2 separate regions of the Homo sapiens genome follow, and region 1 is linked to region 2. A link is a loop called in an ENCODE intact Hi-C map of the cell type or tissue named here. Cell type or tissue: K562. All regions are shown on one strand. Links, peaks and the distances in the headings refer to the core of each region. The heading gives the core; the rest is flanking DNA. Region 1 has its middle 7.9 kb from the start of SPMIP2. Region 2 overlaps RAPGEF2 (Rap guanine nucleotide exchange factor 2).

What was found. Peaks named below come from ENCODE experiments on the same cell type or tissue, not always from the same donor. Only the 100,000 strongest peaks of a DNase experiment are listed, where the experiment ranks them.
Region 1: a loop joins it to region 2, with 2.2 times the contacts of the local background. A loop is called at or near these places in 2 of 110 quality-filtered maps.

Annotation. Positions count from the first base shown.
Region 1 is chr4:159,037,998-159,048,201 of GRCh38, reverse strand. It overlaps a transcript of SPMIP2 not described here. Among named protein-coding and RNA genes, the nearest start is that of SPMIP2, 7.9 kb to the right of the region's middle. In K562, for the core only: no CTCF peak of the experiment used is centred there; DNase peaks (open chromatin) are centred at 1,241 and 5,801; H3K4me3 peaks cover 649 bases.
Region 2 is chr4:159,146,772-159,156,975 of GRCh38, reverse strand. All of the region lies in intron 1 of RAPGEF2 (Rap guanine nucleotide exchange factor 2), which reads right to left. Among named protein-coding and RNA genes, the nearest start is that of MIR3688-1, 23 kb to the right of the region's middle. RefSeq lists a silencer at 5,925-6,219. In K562, for the core only: no CTCF peak of the experiment used is centred there; DNase peaks (open chromatin) are centred at 5,685 and 5,955; H3K4me3 peaks cover 359 bases.

The DNA of each region.
Region 1 (10,204 bases), core at 810-8,809, 110 kb after region 2:
TGTCCTTCTGAAACAGAGGCCAGGTCTGTTCTCAAATACCATGCTTTGGAGGAGGTATGATTACTTAAGCGAGTTCAGGTGGCCTAGAGAAAGGCAAAAAGGCAAAACAGTACCTTTACAGACTGCAAAACATCGCTAAAAGCATGAACAATCATCTCTGAAGGAAGGTAAGCACACCAGCACGCGGTAAGCATCCTCATCTCTAAAGACTGGGAGCAGGAGCTCTTTTATTTTCCCTCTTTGTGCTTTCTCTATTACATGCCATTCTGTTACATGCTATCATATCATGGTTCACATATTTGAAACCCCGTCTTCTTATTCATTTAGATTTATTTCAGATTATACAGAATCTCAGGCCACTGAGGAGCAGGTAGTGGGGCAGGCCATTCTCTTTGTCTTTCTTCCATTGTGCTGTGTAGACCCAGAGGCAGGGCTCTCCATAGAACTGGGATTGGGCAACCTCACTGTCAACTACTGGCTCCAGCCTAGTTACTTTTCTGCAGAGCTTGTTTGGTACAGCGCAGGAAATACTACTTCGCTGGGGTTTTCAGTTATCTAAGAGCATCTTGGTATTTTTCAGATTACCAAGAATCTGTGGCAATGTGACTATGACTCAACAGATAAAGCAACCAAGATAGATGACTGATGGAAACCCTGTGTTTTCTAAGCATGTATGATAAGCACTAGGAGATAAAAAAAAATTTAATCAATCAATGGAACAAGGCAGGAATGAGAAGAATGTTTCTAATTTAAAATCTAGCATAAATTTTGCCCTTAAAATCAGAGAAAATATAAAGAATCAGGAAATTTTTTAAATACAAAATTAATCAAGAAAAGTCTTGCTTAAATAGATGAGTATATGGTTTCAGACACAAATAAATGTATATATGTATGGGGTTTTCCTTTTCTGTTAGGATTAAGTAACTTTTTGGAGCAAATTTATTTAGAAGTTGATTATTCAGTTTGTGTATAAAAATCTACTTTTTATAATTTTTTTAAAAACTATAAAATGCACAAGATTAGATTTTTTTGAAAAACACAAATAATATTTTTAACTTTTCTAAATGCTAGGTTCCAGAGCATAAGTGGTCTAACAAAACTGATCAAGTCATGGTCACTGAAGTGGAGTGCTCTAAAAGGCCTCAAAGAATACAGGAATGAAAGAATGAGGCAACCAAAGGTCAAAGTCTGGATAACTTCCAACTCTCTGTCCATCAACCCCGCCTTACCACACCTCTTATGGATCGATCATTCTTCCACCATGTGATGGGTTGTATAGAGTCAGCTTTGATGCTTAACAGGCTGAAGCAGCACTATAAACAGCTGAAGGGCTGGGCGTAGTTGCTCACGCCTGTAATCCCAGCACTTTGGGAGGCCAAGGTGGGTGGATCACTTAAGGTCAAGAGTTCGAGGCCAGGCTGGCCAACATGGTGAAAGCCCGTCTCTTCTAAAAATAGAATAATTAGCTGAGTGTGGTGACATGCACATGTAGTCCCAGCTTCTTGGGAGGCTGAGGCAGGAGAATCGCTGGAACCAGGGAGGTGGAGGTTGCGGTGAGCCAAGATTGTGCCACTGCACTCCAGCTTGGGCAACAGAGCAAGACTCTGTCTCAGTAAAAAAACAAACAAACAAACAAAAAACAAAACAAGAAATGAACAAACAAAAAAACACCAAAACTGAAAGTTCAATATTTAACATTCTTGCTCTTAAAATACTCCCAGTGCTGCTGAGGACTTCTCATTGGCTACCTGTAACCTGTATCCCTACCTCCTGTTGTTCATGCCCTTTGTAATGCCCTCCCCTTCAATGTGAGCTGGGTTTTGTGAACTTGTTTCTAGCAAACACGATGGGGCAGAGGTGATGAAATGGCACCTGTAAGATTAGGTTACAAAATAACCGTGGCTTCTGTCTCAGGTGCCCTCTCTCATTTTCTCCATCTGAAGGAAGCCGGCTGCCCTTTTTTTTTTTTTCTTGAGACAGGGTCTCACTCTGTCACCCAGGCTGGAGTGCAGTGGCTCAGTCACTCTCATTGCAGCCTCGACTTCCTGAGTTCAAGTGATCATCCTGCCTCAGCCTCCCAAGTAGCTGGCACACACCATGACACCTGGCTAATTTTTGCAGACAGAGTTTCGCCATGTTGCCAAGGCTGGTCTCGAACTTCTGAGCTCAAGTGATTTGCCCGCCTCGGCTTTCCAAAGGGCTGGGATTACAGGCAGGAGCCACCGTGCCCGGCCTCAGCTGCCATGTTTTGAACTGCTCTATGGAGAGGCACACAGTGCACTCCAATACCCCTCCAAGGAACCAAATCCTGCCAACAACCATGTGAGAGAGCCTGGAATCAGATCTTCCCTCTTGAGTCTTCACATAAAACCTCAGCCCCAACTGACGGCTTGCCTGCAATCTTACGAGAGATCTTGAGCCAGAGGCACCTCGCTAAGCAGTGCCCAGATTCCTGACCCACAAAAACTGTGAAATGGTAAATATTTGTTGTTTTAAGCCACTAAATTTTAGAGTAATTTGTTATGTAGCAACAGATAATGAACACCCCAGTGTTGTTCAGTTTCAGCCTTCCAGCTTCTTCAGGCTGCCTTCTCTCACCCTTTCTCTCTCATAGCTATTCCCACCCCCACATTCCTTTTACTTCTTTTGTGCAGAAGTTTAAAACTGTCTCCTTTAGGCTGGCCCTTTTAGGCTATGCCCTATGGGTTTCTTCTCCTTCACTTTCAATGGCCTAAAAATAATAAAGAAAGGTTTCAACCTAAGTGAAACTTTAGTGTTAGCTGTTATGAGAACAATTTTTTCAACTTATATTAAGAAAGTGAGTTATCCAAAATAAATAATGTATCTCAAAAATACCTTAGCTTTTATACATTTTATAAAGTTGAGATTAAAAATCTTGATTAAATAATCAAATCCTTGAGTAATTAAACTTTTTATAGTAATTAGACAAATTATTTTCAAATATTTTATCTGGAATATTTTTATCTTTGGCCTACCATTTTATTTGGATTATTACAATATGTTTTTGTATGAGATGTATCTACATCTGAAATCCTCAACTTTCCAGACTTCTGGGCTCAGCTATAACTTCTTTTTTTTTTTTTCTTTTTTGAGACAGAGTCTCACTCTGTTGCCCAGGCTAGAGTGCAGTGGTATAATCTCGGCTCACTGCGACTGCCACCTCCTGGGTTCAAGTGATTCTCCTGCCTCAGCCTCCTGAGTAGCTGGGACTACAGGCAGCTGCCATCACACTGACCAATTTTTGTATTTCTAGTAGAGATGGGGTTTCACCATGTTGGCTAGGCTGGTCTCAAACTCCTGACCTCAGGTGATCCGTCCACCTTGGCCTCCCAAAGTGCTGGGATCATAGGCGTGAGCCATCGTGCCCAGCCAGCTCAGCTATGACTTTAACACACTAAAGAAAATGCCTTGTGCCACCCTTGTCCCATTCGTCACCTTGAAAAATGTTATATTGGAGGTAACAAATAAAATTAAAATTAGGCTTTTCCTCCTGGATGACTGGAGCACAGAAAAACCCTCACGAACTCCCCTTCCAAGGGCTGTGTGTCCCTCTCCACCTACCCCCATTTTTCCCACACTCTTCTTGTCTATCTTGCTGTTTTTCCCCCAGTTCCAAAGCTCCCAAATTCATTCTCCACCACGACATTATTTCTCCTTAATACAGGGCCTTTTGACTTGATTTTTTTTTAACTTCTCCCATCTAGGTTGTGTGATAGTAGGGAGGGGAGGGGCCTCTGGTTACAACACAAAGGAGGTCCCAGACCCATTTGTGTTTTCTTTTTCTTTCTCTCTTTTTTTTTTTTTTTTTTTTTGAGATGGAGTCTCAATCTGTCACCCAGGCTGGAGTGCAATGGCTCGGTCTTGGCTCACTGCAACCTCCACTTCCTGGGTTCAAGCAATTCTCCTGCCTCAGCCTCCCGAGTAGGTGGGACTACAGGCACCGTGCCCAGCTGTGTTTTCTTTCCCAGATGTTGTCCTCCCCTTCAGCTCAAACTTCCTTGCCACTGAAAATAACATTTTAAAAATGTTATACTAGAGTTTAAATAAAATGATTAAGTTTAAAAATCTTGATAAAATATACAACAAGAAAAGTAATTTTCTCATTGAAATACTGCTGAATTTGCTAAAAAACGAAAATTTTCAAAGTGGAGTATTTTCTTAATCCTGGCCCAAATGCTCATAAGCCTGGTTATAATCCATTTCAGGTAAAAGGTAAGAGCTGTTTTTATGTTATAATTATAAGACTCTCTTTGGGGATCAATAGTCACGTATTTGAATGTTCATTTTATGGCATGGCAAATGAATGGCAAATATTAAGAGCTTATGTCTTCTCTTTTAACATCAAAAGTATGACACTGAAACTAATCCTGGATTGTAGCCTGCTGTAAATTGTGCTTAGTCTCAGGAAGCTGGGTGAAGAGGAGACACTCAACTTCAGACATTGGTTCTAAGGAGGAACTGTAGAAGAGCTTATGGAAGACTACATAGTAATTCTAGATGACATTCAATTGTATTTTTAAAAAATAAATGTAAAGGTGGGGTGCAGTGGCTCACGCCCGTAATCCCAGCACTTTGGGAGGCCGAGGCGGGCGGATCATGAGGTCAGGAGATTGAGACCATCCTGGCTAACACAGTGAAACCCCGTCTCTACTAAAAATACAAAAAATTAGCCAGGCAAGGTGGTGGGTGCTGGTAGTCCCAGCTACTCGGGAGGCTGAGGCAGGAGAATGGCGTGAACCCTGGGAGGCAGAGTTTGCAGTGAGCCGAGATCGCGCCACTGCACTCCAGCCTGGGCGACAGAGTGAGACTCCGTCTCAAAAAAATAAAATAAAATAAAAAATAAATGTAAATATTTCTATTCCACTATGAAAATGCATTTACCCAGGAAGATAAGAAGGGTTGGTTTCTGGCTGTGCACTGGGGAAACATTCCCTCTCTGCTTCCCTCTTGGCAGCTAACTGTATCCAGTGTTTTCAAAGGGAGTTGGAAGTTTCTAGGGAAAATAACTCGAAACATGTTTGGTAAACTGGATAGGGGATAGAAAATAGGGAGTTAGTGAGGGAGAAGGGTGCTGATGAAAGAAAATTTCCACAGGTACATTTTGCTAAGTGGTAGAAAGAATTCACGAGGAGCAAAGAATAAGAATGGCATGGTGCCCTGGATTCAATAGAAGACCTGGGGGTCAGAGTAGAGGAGTTTTAAAATCAAAAGTACCTAGGCTAGGCGCGGTAGATGACAGCCTGTAATCCCAGCACTTGGGGAGGCCAAGGCAAGTGGGTCACTTGAGCCCAGGAGTTGGAGACCAGCCTGAGCAACATGGCAAAACTCTGTCTCTACTAAAAATGCAAAAATTAGCCAGGTGTGGTGGTGCATGCCTGTAGTCCCAGCTACTCGGGAGGCTGAGGAACAAGAATCACTTGAACCCAGAAGGCAGAGGTTGTAGTGAGCAGAGATTGTACCACTGCACTCCAGCCTGGGTAACAGAGCGAGACTCTGTCTCAAAAAAACAAAAACAAAATAAAAAAAGTACCTAGTGAGTCCCTAGCCAGTCAGTAGTGTGCTTGCTAAATAATTAAAAGAGTTGTCACCCAAAATTGTGTTGTTTTGTGGGGGCCCAAGAAAACCTTCTGGGGACCCTCTAAGAAAGCATCTCATAGTGGAAGGGACTTGTTTCCCTTCTCGTTGAGCCAAGGAGTCCAAGTCAGAATGGCAATACACAGAATGGAACAGTAGCCAGAAGCCTAGTGGCAGTTGAGTGATCTGGGGATCAGAGATTAGCAGAACTTCACTTTGGCCAACGGCCAATGTAGAGAAGTGCTCCACTGGCTTGATAAAACAGGTTTGAGCAGCAGCCAAGTCAAAACTTACAGAGCAGCAGCCTCGAAGAGAGCAAAGAGGGAAGCGTGGGCATCTGGGACCTCCAGAGACTTGAGCTGGTGGACGGAGGAGAGGAGACATTTGAAAGGAGGTTGATTTTTTATAGTTACAGGGGTGGGAAAGATACTAAACTAGGAAAATATTAGGATTGAATGATACAATCAGTTCATTTGCACTCACAGGCTGGGAAGTTACAATAGCCCACAGAGGGAATAGTTTCTAACTATGATCAGTTTTTCATATGGGAGAATTTCAATCGTGTAAAAATAACATTTTGAAAAACATGTTTGTTGAAGATCAAATTTAGATTTCAGTTATTAAGAACCCAAAATAATTAGCCAGATTTGGGAATCAACATTCTCTGTCGTGGATGTACAATAAGGCAAAACTTTGACACTAAACTGTAGAACTCACCTCTTCGTGAATCAGGGTAATAATTCTGTGTCATAACACTATTGTGCAGATAACAAGAAAAGTTTGGGGAAAGTGTTTAGCACAGTGTCTGGCACATAGTAAGTGTCCAATTATATTTGTTCATTGATCAGTGAAAAAGGCTTCACCAGAAAATTAAACTGGTGGGAGGAGAAAGACCACATAAAACACTAAAGCAATCTCCAAGGGCTTTTGACATCCACAACACCATGAATGAGATGACAGTTTCTTTTACAAGGCAGAATAGAGAGAAAAACATTCCGAACTGAGAATCAGGAGTGTTGGGGTTTTTTGGTTGTGGTGGTGGTTCTATTTTCAACTACCCTGGTACCTTTGGTTAACTCCTCAACTAACCTCTTCCAGTGTCAGACAGCTCATGGGAAAAATAAGGGGTTCAGTCTTAGTAATAGGTAGGGTTGCTTTTAATGATGACAACTCATGCATTTATAAGATATGACCATTATTGCTTCTATAACACTGGCTTTAAATTATCTGTTGTTTTTTAAATGTGTAGTATAGCAATTACAGGATAGAAATTATAATGTTTTGTGTATTTATTTTTAAAAACTGTGTGTCCATAGAAAAAGCCTAAGTGTTGCATCATCCCCAATTAAGTTAACTACAACTGGGGGAAGTTGGGTTGATTGGCCCGGCAGGGAATAGCACCACTATACTCTCAGCGTCATCTTACCCAAATTAGAGTTAAATGAGCCAGAGGAAGACTACAGACTCTTTTGTGAGCTGGTGTTGCAAATTCAAATACAAAAAGTAAAGTTATGATGGTCGCTGTTTAAATTTGTATTAATCATCTATGTTTTTTCAGGGAAGAATGGGGTGGGTGGCAAGGATTTAGGGGAAGCATGATGAGACCAATATTGCAGCTGATATTTATTGAATACATACCATGTAGCAGGCACTGTGGCAAGCACTTTACATCCATTATCCCAATTGACTTATAGGTAGGCACAATGATTCTCATTTCATAGAAAAGCAACCTGCCAATGTTACTCAGACGAGTTGTTGGGATTTGAAGCCAAGTCTGTGGCTCTATTCAGTGTGTTTTCCAGATTATTTCCTGAATATAGAATACATGGAAAAGACATAAAAATATGTGGTACTAGGCTGGGTGCAGTGGCTCACAACTTTGGGAGGCTGAGGTAGGAGGATATCTTGAGGCCAGGAGTTCAAGACCAGCCTGGGAAACACAGTGAGACCTTTTTTCTACAAAATGTACAAAATTTAGCCAAGTGTGGTGGTACACACCTCTAATCTCAGCTACTTGGGAGGCTGAGGCAGGAGGATCTCCTAACCCCAGGAGTTTGAGGCTATAGTGAGCTATGGTCCCACCACTGCACTCCAGCCTGGACAACAGTGAGACTCTGTCTCAAAAGAAAAAATACAGACCGGGCGCAGTGGCTCACACCTGTAATCCCAGCACTTTGGGAGGCCGAGGTGGGCGGATCACGAGGTCAGGAGATCAAGACCATCCTGGCTAACACGGTGAAACCCCATCTGTACTAAAAATGCAAAAAATTAGCCAGGTATGGTGGCACGTGCCTGTAATCCCAGCTACTCGGGAGGCTGAGGCAGGAGAATTGCTTGAACCTGGGAGGCAGAGGTTGCAGTGAGCCAAGAGCACACCACTGCACTCCAGCCTGGGCAACAGAGCGAGACTCCGTCCCAAAAAAGAAAAAATACATACATATATACACACACACACACACACATATTTAAGTACCATATATATATTTAAGTACTATACATATAGTGCTTAAAAGTATAAGGTTCACTGCTAAACGGTGGCAAAGCTTTCCAGTTTACCAAGTGTGCTTCATAATAGGATATTTGAATGTTATTATGTAATTGTAGTACATTCTGACCTGTGTTCATCTAGAGATATATCTCTGCTATATAATAAAAGCTTCTAATTTGTATCACTTTTATATCATTAAGATATATAACTTGATTCTTTCGCAAATGTTAAAACAAGATACTTTTACAGGGCCACTGCATTGGCCTCCAAGTTGTAACTGGTAAAGTGGTTATCAACTCTGAATTAGCTATTCAATTATCGAAGCGAGACAATAGCCAACATCTCATCTGTGCTGAGCAGCAAACCCTGAGTTTCATCAGAAGAGCAACTATTGATTCATAAACAATAGGGATTTTCCGTAACAAAAGGCATCTGGTGGCTCATGGAGACCACTTTTAGTCCCAGTAATGAGTTCAGTCGCTGTCACAATACTTTATGACAATTTGGGCTTAATTTTAACTGCTCTGTTAGCCTGTTGTGCAGCATGTACAAATCCACATCTAGTCAATGCCATCAATTTATTCATTGGCCCCCGTTTTCTTTCTTTTGTTTTCTCTGTGTTATTTTGGGGTACCACTACTCACTAGTCAGCCAAACTAGAAAACTGGGGGTCATTCTTACTCTTCGATACACACTCCAAATGTGTCTCCTCTGTGCCTGGCTTAGTTCAGGCCCCATCTCCACTCCCCTGGGCCACTTCAACAGTTTCCTGCTGGGCCCCAGACTCCTCGCTTTTCTTAAGCCCATTCTCCACACAGTCAGGTGTCTTCTATTTAAACCCAACACCAACCAGTGTCTGCTCGTTTAAAACCTTTCAGAGGGCCAGGTGTGGTGGCTCACGCCTGTAATTCCAGTATTTTGGGAGCCTGAGTCAGGAGGATTGCTTGAGCCCAGGAGTTCCAGACCAGCCTGGCCAACATGGTGAGACACCATCTCCTGTAGTCTCAGTTACTCTGGAGGCTGAAGTGGGAGGATCACCTGAGCCCAGGGCAGTCAAGGTTGTAGTGAGCCATGATTGAGCCCCTGCACTCCAGCCTGGGTGACACAGTGAGACTCTGCCTCAAAAGAGTAAAATAAAATAAATAAATAAGACTATAAAACCATCAGGGGTCCTCATTACCTACAGAGCAAAGCTCCAGCCTCACCTCCCAGCTCACCCTCCTAGTGATGACTCTCTAGCAATGAGGAACTTGTATTTTTGCTAGGCACAGTGCTATTGGCTGTTTCTCCCCTCCTAGCCTTTTGTTCAAGCTATGCCCTTTGCACAAAATGCCCTCACCACCCACCCCAACCTCCAGCTCCTTGTCCCTTGTCTAGATCCTAGTCATTCTCTACAACACAGTTCAAACATCGCTGCCTCAAGGAAACCCTGCCTCACCACATCATCAGCCCTCAGCTTCCGTCCCAGCCCCGGCCAAGTGATCTTCCTCTCTGTTCCCATGACTCTGGGAAATCAGGTATTTACTAAATGTATTACTACATTTATCATTACTCTTACTACATTGTATTTTCATTCTCTGTTTATGTGTTTCTTTAGAATGTTAGCTCATTTTTAAAAAAATGTAGGATGGAAAAAAGTCAACAACTTGATAGAAAAAGAGGTAAGACTAGATAGTTCATAGCATATAATGTACATGGCCCTGACGCACATGAAAGCATGTTCAATCACACTAACAAGAACAGAAGTGTAAATTACTATGTTACCATTTCTTACCTGTCATATTGAAAAAAATTAGAAAGTTTGACCACATAGTCTGTGGGTGAGGCTGTATAAAAATCGGCATTCTCAGGTATTGTGGATGAGAATACAAAATGGCATAACCATGATGGTGGCAGGGTTAGCAACATTGAGCAAAATTACATATGTGTTTTCCTTTGACCCAGGACTATCCCTTCTAGTAATCTATCCCAAAGATGTCTGCAAAAAATATAAGATGTATGCAGAAAACTACACTTTGTAGCAATCTTTGTAATAGCAAAAAAATTGGAAACAGCCCAAATGACCACTAATAGTGGACTGGTTGAATAAACTGGTAAATGCATTTTGCAGCTGTATTGAGA
Region 2 (10,204 bases), core at 1,173-9,172:
CTGTAAATTGGGTAGATACTGTACTGGGTAAATGTCTAGGTTATTTTAAACAATACAATATAAACACTCTGCAAATGGTTGTTATACTATATTTCTTGTTTGTATTGTTTATTGTTGCATTGTTATTTTTGGGTTTGGGGGTTTTTCTTAATATTTCCCATCCATCGTTAGTTGGACGCTGCACCTGCAGATATCGAGACCAACTGCAACAACTATCACAAGGACAGAAAACCAAACACCGCAGGTTCTCACTCATAGGTGGGAATTGAACAATGAGATCACTTGGATACAGGGCGGGGAACATCACACACTGGGGCCTGTCCATGTGGGTGGTTGGGAGCTGGGGGAGGGATAGCATTAGGAGAAATACCTAATGTAAATGATGAGTTGATCAGTGCAGCAAACCAAAATGGGCACATGTATACCTATGTATCAAACCTGCACATTGTGCACATGTACCCTAGAACTTAAAGTATAATTTTTTTTAAATGCAAAAAAAAAGTTCCTCAGGCTAAAAAAAAAATTACATACAAATCATAATTTATAGAAAAGAATTCAGAAAGTAGATATAACACATAGGGATTAAACAGAGATTCTTTTCTTTTTTTAGTTGTGTTATAAAAATTGTTCAAAGAAAATTAGTAACAATATATTCAGAAGTTAACAACACGCAGCAGTAAAATATATAAAACAATTTCAAGTGCTGTGGGATGTTAAGTAGAATGACACTTTCAAAAGATTTTTCATTTCTATTGAGAAACTGAGTCCTGCCAACAGCCAGCTTGGAAGTGGATCCTTCCTCAATCAAGCCTTCATATAAAACTGTAGCCCCAGCCAGAGGATGATTACAGATTTGTAAAAGAACCTGAAGCACTGGAATCTGCTAAGCCATCCTTAGTTCCCTGACCTACAGAAATTGAGACATAACAAGTACACAGTGTTTTAAGCCTAAGTTTTACAGTAACTTTTATAAGGGAATAAGTAGCTCATATATCTAGAAAAATCTTCAAATATTTGGAAACTTGGCAATAAGTTTTTGATAACCTATGAATCAAAGTAAAAGTTATAATAGAAATAAGCAAATATTTAGAACTCAACACTAACTAAAACATATCAAAATTTGTGAGATGTAATTAAAATAGTACCGAGAGGAAATTTTATAGCTATAAGTGTTATATTAAAAATAAATGTTTAAAAAAAAAAAAAGAGTGCATTGTGAGGCATAAGGGATGCATTTACTAATTAAATGGCAGAGGTCTGCCAATAGACAAAAGTGCTGTTTTATTCCTTGAGAAAGACCAAAGTCACACTTAAGAATTACCACGTCTTCTGTAATACTGCTCAAACTAAATTCCAGGAATTTCTACTCTCCTAAATACAGAGTCAATTCAGGTGTGGAACAATAAAATAATGCTCAGTACTGGTCCCACTAGAGAAACATCTGATAACATCTTACATGTTCCCCTACCTGGAAACTTCTTACAAAGAAACTCATCATCTCCTTTCCATTAACTGTATTTCTTCTCAAGACAGAATTCTATTACTGAACATTCCCACCTTTGTTTAAGGCCAAAGGGAAGGAGAAATGCCTGAAGAATCAATTTTCTAATCCTCTGAAATCTTGTCAAAACAAGGACGAGGAAATGTGCAAAAGGTGGCTGTCAATCAAAACGGAAAATTAAAACCACTCAGCGGGAATTTCATATTGGCTTTAAATGCTGTGTTTGCCAACTTTTTCTCACCTACGTATCCTTTCAAAATTCAAAAAAATCTCATTGTCTCCTCACTATAGTTTAAGGTTGTTCCTTGTCCCTAATTTGAGAATCACAGGAAACATACTAGCTGACAGTTTCACTGTGTTAATCTCTGGGGAGATTTACACTATATTTTGGAATATATTATGGAAGTTATAGGATGTTCTGAATTCGAAATATCAAATTTTTATAATACTGCTTCACATCTGAAAATCATCACTTTAATAAACATGTAAGCTACTTAAAAAGTGGTTCATACTATATACTTATAATAGGTTATACAACTGATTGGCTCTCTAAGCAAACAATCATATCTATGGTACACGGATTATCCTCATACCCATTTCTAACAAAAGAGAATATTTGTCTTCGCCCACTTGGCCTAATATAGAATTCATAAGAAGCAGTATAGTAACACGGGAAGGGATCTGACTGAGATCCAGAATCAAATCCTATCTGAGAACCTGAGCAAGTCACCAATTCCCTCTATGTCTCTGATTCAAGAGATCTCTTGATTCTAAAATCTCCATAGTCAATCACAAATTCAGCCTGCTACCTATCCCCAGAAGCAGATTATTTTACAAATTATCAGCACAATAACATAGCTAAACATCAATCACTAACCATTTGATCTTAAATGCTAAATATAGTCACTGGTTTCTGGATGTAATCTCAATTTGTTTTTTGGTGGTTGTTTTTTTTAAAAAAAAAAAAAAGGTGATGTGAGTGGAAGGAGAGAAAAACATAAGAATGTGTTTGTAATCTGAGTTCAGTAATACCGAGTATGCATTCTCCAAATATAGTACACAAAGACTTTATGAGTGAAGGGATTTCAATAGATGTAAACACAACCAGTAAGAGATAGGCAATAAATAATATGTGCTGAGAAAGAAGGATCCACTATTACTGTCCTTTCTACATCTGATCGACCTAGTAAGTTTTCTTGCCATTTCACCAACATACTGAATTCTACTTGCTTCTCTAGTTGAACAACCTTCTAGTTAGCTAAGAAAATTCTTTCCTTTGGACTGCTAGGTGATAATGTATCATTTACTTAAAATTACATTGCCAAATATTAATGGTTATAGAATCATAAAATGCTAGAGCTAGAAAAGACCTTAGAAAGCATCTATTCAACCCTAATTTTATAAGGAAACCAAAGCCTAAAGAAGTTAATCAACTTGCAAAATGTCAGATTCCGTATCTAACCACTCAGTTTATCATTGCAAAGATGGACTGAGAGATAGAAATGTTTAAAAATTAAAACACGGGCCCTTCTTTTGTTTACTCAAGTACTAATTGAACATCGACTGTATACCATGCTAAGCAATGAGGCTTGTATATGTCCTTTTAATGCAAGGTTAGCTAATTCTGTTTTATTTAAAACATCCTGTACTTGCAAATTTGCAGAGTACCCGTCTCTGAACAGCCTACAAGAATTCTACAAATAACTTTCAAGGAGGGGATATTTTCTCAAAGAAACAGCAAAGATTCAATTTCAGGAAAATGTTGGGGGGCAACTGGAGGAAGCAAGAAGGAGACACTACATATACCTGGGAAAATCTAATCACTCCTGTATTAGACCTTAGAAAGTCAGTGATAGGTCAGTTAAAAGGATTAGGATAAGAGACTCTCACAGTGTTCAGTTTTATTTCCAAATTATTAAAACTACCAAGACGGACCTCTAAAAGTCATTCTAAATTCACCAATTTTAATAATGATTTTGGATCCCCAAAGTAGACATTAATTTGATTAATAAGTCTGAGTCTCATTTTTCTTTTCCACAGAGTGAGGAACTGTAACAGTGGTTCTCACACTTCACTGTACTTTACAATCTCCTGTGGAAGCTTTTTTAAAAGTCTGGTGCCCAGGCCACACTCCAAATCGATTAAATCAGAATCCCTCTCAGGTGGGGGGTGGGTGGTGAACCCCAGCAAGATTTCTTTTTAAAGTTCCCCAGATGTTTCAATGTACAGTCAAGGGAACCACTAAATCAGGCAATCTCTTGCATCTAATCCAGTTCCAAAATTCTACATCAAAATCAACTCAAGTCCACTGCACCAGAGAATTTTCATGCTAGTGAAGGCTACTAGTGTAATGAAGTTGTTTGATAAAGGCAAATAAAAGATTATTGAAATAATATAGTAACTGACCAATATAAAAAAGTGTATAAACAATCCAAGTGAAAGTCATATAGCAAGTATTTAAACACTTACTAACTAGATATAAGACAGCAACACCTAAAACCATTAGCTAAAATAGAAGACCATTTCAGCTAAGAACACTTTTAAAATATATAACACTTAGGCCAGGCACGGTGGCTCACGCCTGTAATCCCAGCACTTTGGGAGGCCGAGGGCGGATCATGAGGTCAGGAGATCGAGACCATCCTGGCTAACACGGTGAAACCCCGTCTCTACTAAAAATACAAAAAAAATTAGCCAGGCGTGGTGGTGGGCACCTGTACTCCCAGCTACTCAGGAGGCTGAGGCAGGAGAATGGCGTGAACCTGGGTGGCAGAGCTTGCAGTGAGCCGAGATTGTGCCTCTGCACCCCAGCCTGGGTGACAGAGCGAGATTCCATCTAAAAAAACCAAAAAAACAAAAAAAAGTTTTTAACAGGGGAAACTCAGTAGGGGATATTACAAGAACTTTCTAGACCATCTCCGCAATTTTTCTGTAATCTAAAATTATTCCACAATAAAGTATTCTTGAAAAAACCATAGCCACATGGACATACCAATTTTAAAAATATTTTCTCACAGCTAAAAATAAAACAATGCAAAAGAATTTCATAGATTCAGGAATGGGCATTCTGCCTCTGAGTCCAGATTTAAGTTTTAGAATGATTTACAGACTAGAGAAGAAACATTCATTCTTTTCTTTCTTTCTTATTTTTTTTTAGACAGAGTCTCGCTCTGTCACCCATCCTAGAGTGCAGTGGTGTGATCCTGGCTCACTTGCAGACTCTGCCTCCCACACACAGGTGATTCTCCCACCCCAGCCTCCAAACAGCAGGACTACAGGCGTGCAACACTATGCCTGGCTAAATTTTGTATTTTTTGTAGAGACGAGGTTTTGCCATGTTGCCCAGGCTGGTCTCGAACTCCTGAGCTCAAGCAGTATGCCTGCCTCAGCCTCACCAAAGGCCAGAATTATAGGTGTGAACCATCACATCTGGCCCATTTATTATTTAAATAGTACAAAACCTTACTTTCTACTTTCTCCTTGTCCATATTCAGTGATCAAGACACACTTATTCTTGCTCCTCAACAGCTCCTTCCCACTGCCAATCAAGCATCTGGTTAAAGGCCCTTGTCCCTCTAGATGAAGAAGTACCTGTCTCCTACCAATGCCCTTTTCTCATTCCATCAATGTCGCCCAACTGTTTATTCCTAAGATGCAAAGCTTTAAAGTTTACACCCTACTTTAAACAGACACCCCCCAACACAAATACACACAAACACACACTTACACAAAAAGCCACAAAGTAATCACTGATACTGGCCTTTACATACCTCTCACTACACCTTCCCCAAGCACCCTACTCTCTAACAAATTTATTTCCTGAAGCCCACCACAACTTTGCTTTTTGTTTTTTAATATTTTGCATCCTGTATCAGACTGTCATCTTCTAAAAGCCAAGGAATAGCACATTTTATTTATTCCGATTCATTGTCCACAGACCAGCACAGGACTTTATGCAGAACAGGCCCTTAATACGGTATTTTTAAAAATTTTCTCAAGAACCCAAGTTTCCACATAAAATCAACTTGACAATCTCAAAAACAAACAAATAAACAACCTATTTAATAATCAGCTAACAAGCACTGCTCAAAATTGGGTCATTTGACTGCATTCAATTCATGTTTTCAGTTTCATACCAACTCAGCTGACCTGCACCAAACTGACCTGGACTCCTGAGATAAGCGTTTATCATTGACTGCAGCTGTGAGCAACTATGAGCCCACATGGGAACAAAAAAGCCAAACAGCTGTATGGTATAACTTAAAGTACTTTAAACAGTTGAACCTGCATCTACACTGACTTGTTGCATATGGTAAAATCTAACTTTGAAACCAACATTTACACTCTCTATCATAAATTACACTAATACTTGAAGTATAGGAAATAGGAAAGTACAATATAAGTCTCCGATTTGTCCAAGAATTTTGGGCACAATCAGCAAAATTTCTATAGCCAAGCCCTAGCTCTACTCACTCCTCCAATCCCATTACTTGGTCACCCTCTATTCTCTCGCTTGCTGGATCAGCAGCAACCTACACATACTTCACACTGAAGCTGGAGAGAGAACAGCAGCAAAGCAGAGAAGGAGGGCAGTCAGGGGAACACGAGCTGAGTTACCTGAAACCTCAGCTTCTAGGTCATCACCTGATTCCAAAACAATCCAAATACTGCTGGATCCTCATTATTCAAGGATTCCGTATTCGTGAATTTGCCTACTTGCTAAAATTTATTTGTAACTCGAACAGTCAATACTCCTGGACTTCCATGGTCATTCAAGGGACATGCACAGAGCACCAAAAAATGTTTGTCCAACAAACACATTTCCAGCTGGGGCTGAGCAAGTGGCCCTCTGCCTTCCTGTTTCAATTCTTATACAGTAAACAAGTTTCTCTTCATGGTACATTAGGTCTCAGGTTTTTCCCATTCTTGTGTGTTCTCTGGTGATTCCACTGTTTAAAATGGCCTCCAAACAAAATGCTGAAGTGCTGTCTTGTGTTCCCTAAGCACAAGAAGCCTGTGATGTGCCTTACAGAGAAAATATGTGTGTTCGATACACTTCGTTCAAGCATGAGTTATAGTGCTCCTGGCCAGGAGTTTAATGTTGATGAATCAACCGTATATATTCAATAAGCTATTTTTAAACAAAAGCACACATAATATGGGGTTATGTATTAATTAGCTGATGAAAATGTGACCAGAAGTTTGCAGGAACTTAACCCCGTATTTCCTAGAAGCAATGGTTCATTATTCGCTAATTCAGTGGTCATGGTGACTTTATAGTATATAACTACCACAAATAACAAAATTAACTATTTTGTTTATATACTGTTATATACTGTTATATATTATAGTATATAACTACCACAAATAACAAAATTAATTGATACTGCTAATAACAATATAAATTACTACTACTTGGTGAACCTTCTACTGGGATTTGCGAAGTCTAGAGCAAGAAAAACAGAACATTCTAAGTAAAACAACTTAGATTACAGGGCTAATTTTCTAGATCCAACCTCCACCTGTGCCTGTTTTTAGACCAGTGTTAGTGCCACAACATTTTATAAAGTTTTGAAATTACATTTTCAACATCACATCTGTTTATGATAGCAATTTTGTCTCCTAAGAACTTCTGATTATAGCTGCACTAAAACAAACAATGGGTAAAACTACCCAATACCAAGCAATTTCACTCTATAAGATGCTTACCAGACTGGACAGTCTCAATTACTTAATGCAGTTTTTGAGCACTCACAGTACTATACACACAGAAATAACCTATTTAGGGAAATACATACTCAAAATAATTCTCTGGTTCTTTTTCATTGTTTACAAAAGAACAGTCTCTTATTTTAAAAAAGGGAGTGAGGAGGATGAGGGAGAGGAGATGAAGAGGAAGAAGAAAAACTAAAACTTTAGGCCAGGCGCGGTGGCTCACACCTGTAATCCCAGCACTTTGGGAGGTCAAATTGGGTGGATCACGAGGTCAGGAGTTCAAGACCAGCCTGGCCAAGATGCTGAAACCCTGTCTCCACTAAAAATACAAAAATTAGCCGGGTGTGGTGGCAGGCACCTGTAATCCCAGCTACTTGGGTGGCTGAGGCAGAGAATTGCTTGAAGCCAGAGGCAGAGGTTGCAATGAGCCAAGATCACGCCACTGCACTCCAGCCTGGGCAAGAGGGCAAGACTCTCTCTCAAAAAAGCAAACAAACAAATAAACAAAAAAACTAAAACTTTAAATCTGTGTCCACAAAAAGCAATAGTTTTAAGTGCCAGTTTTATTGTTTATTCAATGAATAAATATTTCAGCTTTATCTTCTGCCCTCTTTCTGTATTTTTATTTAGAACAGTATTTCCCAGAATGTGTTTCATGACAGCTATGCAAAAGGGTGGCTTAGTCAAGTCAATTGATTTTGGGAAACATATATCCTACCCTCTTCCAGCCTTAGAGAGGCAAGATGCAGATTAGAAAATCAAGGGCTCAAAAAATGCTTGCAGTAAACAATAAACTTGTTTAATCCAAGTTTAATTTGGACCCCAAAAATAATTTGTTCACAACATCCTTTTTCCAATAAACAAAGTAACTAACATTTATAAAATATCAAAATTTAAGAAAATAGACTACAAAAAGAAATTACATAAAACAAATATGTTCATAAGAACTAGGTTTAGTTTTGTTTCTTCTAGACCTGTTCTTGACAGTTGCACCAGAATGCAACCAATAAGCAGATAAACGTACACTGTACTATTCAGAAAATGTAATATGAAATCTGGATTCACTTGCAAACTCAATGCTTAAGTACACTCAATCCCAAGAGTGGTTTCCAAGAAAGCCATGAAAAAAAACACAGTGAAAATCCATTTTAAATAGAAGAGTTGGCATTCAATAGGAGTAGTTAAACATGGACCACCATATGTGTTAAGATGCTTCAAAGGATTTAAAGGCAAAACGGAAATAAAATCAGGAAAAATTATTGGAAACATTATATTCAACTCCCCAAATTAGTAAATAATCTGATAGTTTGACTTTCTCTTTATTAAGGAATCATAACACTTTCTGATTCAAAATATAAGAAATAATTTTTAAAACTTTCCTAAAAACAAATATAAGAAACTGGCATTTACAATTTTCAACATCTACTCTCTAGTTATTGAAACCTTGCCTAACTGTCTATACTTTAAAGATAAAGACTGGCACTCAGGGTCAATAAAACTTACTATTTCTTTATGAATACTATTAACTGTAAATGTGGTTGAAGGGCTGTTTTTCAACATCAGATGAGTGATTCTCTAGACTTTGCAATTCAGTAAGCAACAGTAATAATTTTTGATATAGATCTAATATACTAGATGTTAATATAACATCAAATCTATCTTTGCTCTCTTTAACCTAAAAACAAAACAGTTCTTAGCTTTAAAAAAGTTCATAAAATATGTCTATTGTTGAAAATTTTAAATATGAATAGGACAAAATAAGAAATTTTAGATTATCTGCAATCTCTTCAGCCAGAAATAAGATTTTTTAAAACATTTGTGAGGGCCATTTATTAGGCACATGTGCCAGGCATTGCCAAAAACTCTTTCTTTGCTTTTCATCCGATTTAATCCTTTCAACTACCTGTAAATCTGTAAAGGAATCTCTTCAAAGAAAACTTAAGGCACTGAGAGATTAGGTATCTTGACTAAAGTCACACACCTAGTAAGGAGAAAGCAACAATTGGAATCTTTCTGTGGAGATGATTTCTACTCACATGTATATGAATGCATGAGTGTAATTTTTAATGAATATTCAACTACAGTATGCATTCTGTTTTGTAATCAGCTTTCATCACTGACATCTAACCATAAATATCTTCAGGAGCAACTAAAAAATAATCTTTTATTCCAAATTCTTGATTTGCTCTATCAAGCTATTCATTATAAATATTTAATATCTTGCTATTTTTTCTACAACTTTAAGCAATGCTGCAATATACCTCTGCCACTTGATATTGTATGACCTTGGGTAGTCAGCTAACCTGTCTCCTCAAAGCCCTAGGAAAACTGGGTATTACTCTCTTTTTTCTACGAACTTTTCCAGTTTAATAAACCAAAAAAAAAAAGGTATTTTTGTGCAAAACTGCATGTTTAGTTTCTAGTGAAAATCATTTTTCATACACTTCAAACCATTTCTTTTTCTTTTCGTATATTCCTGTCCCTTTATTCATTATATTAACATGTTTGCTTTTTTGAGTTGTAAAAATTCTTTGTGTTTTTTAAAGATAGTACCATTTATGCTGCAAATAATTTTATCCAATAATGTTTAGTCATTAATGTTTAGTTTCAGATAAAAAGAAAAGACTGGTTAATAGAACGGTAAAGTGGAAAATAAAAAAGAGGCCTGGTGCTGTGGCCCATGCCTGTAATCCCAGAACTTTGGGAGGCCAGTGGGGAGGAAACGCTTGATGCCAGGAGCTCAAAACCAGCCAGGGCAACAAAGTGAAACCAATCCATCTCTACAAAAAATAAGAGCAAAAGAGAATGTATAGGTTAATGTTGTCAATGGTGACTCTTTTTTTAAACCTTTATTTTGGAAGTACAGAAAGGCTGCAAAGATATTACAGACAGTATGAGGTCTTTCCTTCCTTGAATCAGGTTGTACCAATGTTTTCACATTAAAAATTATGAAAGCTGGGGAGAAATGACTAGATACCAAAGAAAAGC